2 separate regions of the Mus musculus genome follow, and region 1 is linked to region 2. Evidence: chromatin loops called from intact Hi-C (ENCODE). Cell type or tissue: heart. All regions are shown on one strand. Each heading gives the region's core, and the rest is flanking DNA. Links, peaks and the distances in the headings are about the cores only.

The links. Peaks named below come from ENCODE experiments on the same cell type or tissue, not always from the same donor. Only the 100,000 strongest peaks of a DNase experiment are listed, where the experiment ranks them.
Region 1: it touches region 2 in a loop (9-fold over the local background); 5 of 42 quality-filtered maps call a loop at or near these places.

What each region holds. Positions count from the first base shown.
Region 1 is chr3:149,723,464-149,726,384 of GRCm38, forward strand. No RefSeq gene overlaps it. Among named protein-coding and RNA genes, the nearest start is that of Gm31121, 65 kb to the left of the region's middle. In heart, for the core only: no CTCF peak of the experiment used is centred there; no DNase peak of the experiment used is centred there; H3K27ac peaks cover 568 bases.
Region 2 is chr3:149,507,277-149,510,197 of GRCm38, forward strand. The region is part of intron 2 of Gm31060 (a long non-coding RNA gene); the gene reads left to right. Among named protein-coding and RNA genes, the nearest start is that of Gm31060, 11 kb to the left of the region's middle. In heart, for the core only: no CTCF peak of the experiment used is centred there; a DNase peak (open chromatin) is centred at 1,565; H3K4me3 peaks cover 774 bases; H3K27ac peaks cover 1,211 bases.

The DNA.
Region 1 (2,921 bases), core at 316-2,815, 220 kb after region 2:
ATAATAATAATTGTTTTTGTTATCATCATCTCGTGTGTGTGTGTGCGTGCGTGTGTGTGTGTGTGTGTGTGTGTGTGTCACACATACCAGAGTGCCTCTGACTTTGTCACAGAGCAACCGTGGAGCTGGTTCTTCTCATCCATCTTTATTTGGGTTTCATGGATTGAACTCATGTTTCCTTGGGCTTGCCCAGAAAGTGCTTGCCTGGTGAACCATCTCGAGGTCCCTGCTTTTGTCTTTATGACAGAAGTAATAGAACATTTGCTAAATAAATTTTTCTAAAAAAATTAATTACTGTCCTTCTCTTAAAACAGAAGAAAGGTCTTTGTAAGATGAAAGCTACTAATTTCAAGGATGTAAAATGTCCAGTCAATTAATTTTCAAACATTTACATTTTCTGCTTACTTACACCAAGAGAAGGGATCTAGAAAGTCTAACCCAGACTGAAGATTTCTTTCTATATCCACCCCCATTCAAACATGAGGTCTCTCTCTCTCTCTCTCTCTCTCTCTCTCTCTCTCTCTCTCTCTCACACACACACACACACACACACCCCTTTGACTCTGGGAAGGCAAGCCCATTTCTTGCTTCCTACAGAGACAAGTCTTAGAGTAGTTGCGCACAGCTGGAAAGAACCAGACCTTCACTGTTTCTTAAGTAGTCTTTCCTCAGAAGAGGTTGCCTCTTGGCTTAAAACATTGGCAATTTGGCCCTTTGCATTTTTTGTTTTTTTTTTTACATTTGGTTCAGGAATGAAGGATAGAAAGGCAAAACCCAATAGGCTATATTATGTCTTTGTCCTAAGAAACTATCATTATAATCATATATTACACTTACAAAAATCTCCCTCAAAAATATCTTCCAAAGGAGAAAGTTAACACATCTTATATAAGACATGTTGAAATGTCTACATTTTTCTCAAGGAAACTTTAACTAAATTACTCTTAGGTAAATACTAGTGTGTGAATATAAAATTTATAGAATTGACCTTCCGTTTAAGTCTGTTGTGCCCTCAGTGACTGCGAGTTAAAGAACATTGCAAAAGCAAAGATGGAGACTTTCAAAGTGAGATCTTGAAAGCTCATGTGATCTCTGATTAGTTTTCCTGGGACACAGCCCGTGGGGAAAGCCATCTGTCCTGTAAGAACTTTACCTATCTAGAGGTTGCCAGGAGGAAGAGTCACATGAGGCACTCTGGCCAGCCTTGAGAACCAGCCACACAGTGAGACATCTGGATAACTCAAGAGCTGATGGCTTCCATGGCGGCCTTAGGGAGTTCAGGTGAGAACTTTCAGGCCAGCTCCCTTCCCAGTGCCCGATCAGTGATATCTCAAGACTCTGTGCAAATGCCTGTCTTCAGTGGCTACCCCTGGGGTAATTACTTTAATCTCATGCAAGGACACCATTAAGAAACTCAGTTATTTGAGATTACCTTTTATAAGAAAGTTGTGATGAAGACTGTTCCAAATATAGATCCTTACTAAACACCGGCTACTTACAGGACTTCAATCATGACTTCATTTAGCTTATGATTTCAGGGGAGAGAGATCTGGAGGTAATATTTCTCTTCTGGGTGCACAGTTAAATTCTGGAGAGTAGTAAATCATCAACGTAGTTATGGCATAGTAACAAGAGGAGATTATGTTTGTCTTTCTTGAGTATTACCCTTGTGAGATAAGATGGGTCAAGTATCACGATAAACTCCCAAGGAAAAGGAGATTGTTCTCTCTTTAAATAGTAAATGCATTTATATTGTTTGGTGCTGCCTGTGCCCTGGGCTACTCCTGCCCCATCCTACCTGCCCTGGGGGGCTGGAAGTGAGATGGCACAGAGTCACCAACACAGACTCCAGGAGCAGGTGAGAAATGCTGCAGCAAAGTCCTATAATACATCCCACTGGCACCCCCATTGGTCCCAAGAAAGCATTTCCTCCAAACAGCAGTTCCTGATTGGCCAACATTGTCTGCATCAACAATCCTTGGTCTCTCGGGCAGTCTTCATTTAGGTCCTCCTGCAGGAGAAGCCATTGTGGCTTCAAGGCCCCTAGTGTTTACATAGAGTTGGCTGCCGCTGCTGCTGTTCCTCCTCAATTTGAAAGTTTCTGATATTTTGTCTAATTTAAGAAACTGATGGGGTAAAAGCAAAGTTGGGCATAAGTATAAGGAAGTAGGTGAAGGGTGATGGGGCTTCTTTTCCTGACCAATAGGGAGATGAGTTTCTGAAGAGCTGGAAAATGAGCAGCAAAGCAATCTAATGCTGTGAAAGTAAGGAGTGAATGAGCTTTACAACTGCCTAAGTGGAAATGCAGGGTAGCCTGCCAAGAACAAGTGCGCATGATTGACATTCAAGGAAAATAGGCGTAAGTTCTTATTTATCAGAATGGACTTGGAAGGAAGTGGGCAGCTTAGAAAGCACGTTCCATCTTTGCTTTATAACATTATTCTATCTCCTTGCTTCTCTTTCCCAATTTTCCTTTTAATTCCTGTCCTTCTTGGTATCCTTTGGCCAGCTAACTGCATCCTTTCTATAAGATCTTACCTACGCAATTGCTATCCTGATGCCTAAACATTTATATAGTTCTATTTCTGGTAACAGCTCCTTAATCCCAATCCCACACAACAGAGGATTTTATTCTCAACAGATTGAAACCAAAGCTTGCTATTTCCCCCCCCTGTATTCTGTTCTCGCAGCTAATCACATAATGAAATGAAACCCTCTGTCCTTTAATTGTCAGCAACAGAAAATCAAGCCATATGTGAAAACATCATTTACACTGCAGGCTGAACAACAAAGAGGGGTTGTTTTGGCTCTTCACTTCTTTTCTTTTCATATAACAAAAAAGCATGAAGGTTATGACAGAAAGGAGCAGCGTCAGAGCAATGTCACCAGCAAGGACTCGGTGTCCTTCCCTCTCCCTACTG
Region 2 (2,921 bases), core at 328-2,827:
CAAATGTCAAGGTTCTTGAGAGATTCAAGTCCTTCACTGAAGTAGGAGATGCCATTCCTTGCTGTAGCTGAGACTCCAAACTGAAACTCTGAGGGGGAGGACAAACACAAAGAAACCCAGGATGCCACATTTTGTTTGAGTATTGGCAGTCAAGTCTTCGAGCACAAACTATTTCAGTAATAAAACCAAGGAGCTTGCATTGAAGCCAAAGCACATGAAAGGGGAACCCAGGACACTGACCTCAAGGCTTCCAGTTTCCTCGTCTGGGCAATTATAGCCATGGTGGGATCAACTAAGATAATGCATAAGAGCCAATGTATAGAAGGCACCTTGCAAATGAACCTAGTGTCTTGGGATAGTAAATGGCAAGGCTCATCTGTTAGGACTGACTAATTCTTTAAAATTAGACTGAAAGTCTAGAAGACCATGTATTATCACATTTTCTTGCTGCATAAAGCCAACCTCCTTTAAAATACAAAGAGATGCATACAAAACCTATGTAATTGTTAAGCATGCAAATCTCATTTTGGGGGTCTTTTAAACATATACAAGAGTGACTATTTGAATTCTTCAGTATCATTTAAAGATTTGCACATTTGCTTGCACTGGAAACTGCAGTTGTGTTTACTAAAACATATGGATGTTTATTATAAAGTCTTCATTCCTAGTGTATGCTTCCACATGTGCCTATCAAGCTTTACTGGAATATTTTAACCCTCATAAAGTAATGTATGCTATATAAATGTGCATAATTGTGCTTCATAAGATAATGTTCACCTCATCTTAATTATTTGAGTAACATGCAAATATTTAATTGAATGTAAAAATCGACCCTATACATATTTATTTGATCTCTCTCGTCTCAGGGTAAACTTAGTGTGATTAGTATCAGAATAATTGCAAACAGCTTCTGTGCAGAAGACTCTTCCATCACCCAGAGCCCCAGCCTGACCCTCTGTCCTTGAGGAAAGCCTCCTATCGGAGTTTGTGTAATCTTGGAGTGGGCGTTTCTTTAATATTAGTAAGAAAAGGGAAGAAATAAAGTAAAAGAAGATTTATTCTTTAAAAGAATCTGACACCACAACAAGGCTCGCTTTGTCTATCAACTTCTTAAACTCTCCTTGCTCCCATTTCTTTCTTTAAAAAAAAAAATGGATATTTTATTTATTTGCATTTCAGAAGTTATCCCCTTTCCCGGTTTCCCCTCCGCAACCCCCCTATCCCACCCTTCCCCCTGCTTCTATGAGGGTGCTCCCCCTCTTACCCATCCACTCTCACCTCACTGCCCTGGCATTCATTCCCCTATGCTGGGGCATTGAGCCTTCACAGGACAAAGGGTCTCTCCTCCCACTGATGCCCGACAAGGCCATCCTTTACTATATATGAGACTGAAGCCATGGTTCCTCCGTGTGTACTCTTTGGTTGGTGGTTTAGTCCCTGGGAGCTCTGGGGGATCTGGATGGTTAATATTGTTGTTCTTCCTATAGGGTTGCAAACTCTTGGAGCTCCTTCAGTCCTTTCCCTAACTCCTCCATTGAGGTCCCGGTGCTCAGTCCAACGGTTGGCTGGGAGCATGCGCATCTGTATTTGTCAGGTTCTGGACTATTGCAGATGTCAAGAAGTGCTTGCTGACAGGAGCCTGATATAGCTGTCTCCCGTTTCTTTTTTATCGCGCGTTTTGAATTACCGCGCTTCATTTCAGCAGACTTTAAAAATAGACAGCAGCAGGTAAAAATTGAGACATAAGACTTCAGTACTTTGGAAGTTGTTTCTAAATTTCAAATTTTATTTTATTTTTATTTGACTTTTAAAAGAGGGACCCTGTGCTCACCAAGAGTAAAATCAGTGCCTCAGAAGTTTTACATTGGGAGCCACGAGGTTGTTGATCTGATCTTGTTTCTGTGAGGGACTGTGACAAGCTTCAGTGCTGCCCTCTCTTTCTGATGCGCACTCAGGTGACAGAGGCGAGGACACATGCTCTCTTTGGGTTTTAGAAGTTAAGTTGAACTTTACTAAGAGAAAGTTTAAAGGCAGTTTGGAGGTAATCATCAAGGCAGAGGAGAGACACCCTTAAGGAGGGCGGAGCTAGCACATCTCACCACAGGCGCAAGCCGGAGGGACACAGCAAGGAATGAACGGGACCCAGACAGGTCTCATGGGTCCAGATCTTCTTATAATTCATAAGTGTTAATATATGAGGGCTGTAGCTCAGCACACACCCTTGGAGGATTTTGTTACTAGTCATATTTTATGTAAAATATTCTGCTTGTTATTTTGTTTCTTTTTTTTTTAACCTTGATTTTATGTTTTAATCACCTGCCATTTCGTTCTGCATTTTTTGACAGTGTAATAATTTGGAATTCATAGAATAAATTTGATTCCATAAAAAATACATGGCCTTGTGCTTTGTTACATTTCTATTTTAAAACCAGGAGAACAATATGTCTGTGTTTATCAACGGGCGCTCAGAAGAGTTTCAGCTCATGTGTAGTGTGACTTGATAAATGTGGCTCTGACTCTCTGAAGTCCCTCATCAAAGAGTTGTAACAATTATTAAACTGGTTCTAGAATCACAAAGCTTTAGTTTTTACATTTCACACATCCTAACATTGTAGCTTTTATGGCCACCTAGACTTGCGGAAGATAATTATATAATTCATTCTTTGGTAGAAGTTATAAAAGTATGCATACAACTCCACAAACATGTACACACATTCACAAGCAAACTGAGACACACTGAAATTATTGTGAGGTTTTTTTTAAATATATATATATATATATATCCTGAAGTTCCCAATAGAGAAACAAAAGTCCTGCTTCCGCACCAATGGAAGACCATTCATGTTTTAATGGGTTCTACTATTGTCTTAGTCAGGGTTTCTATTCCTGGACAAAACATCATGACCAAGAAGCAAGTTGGG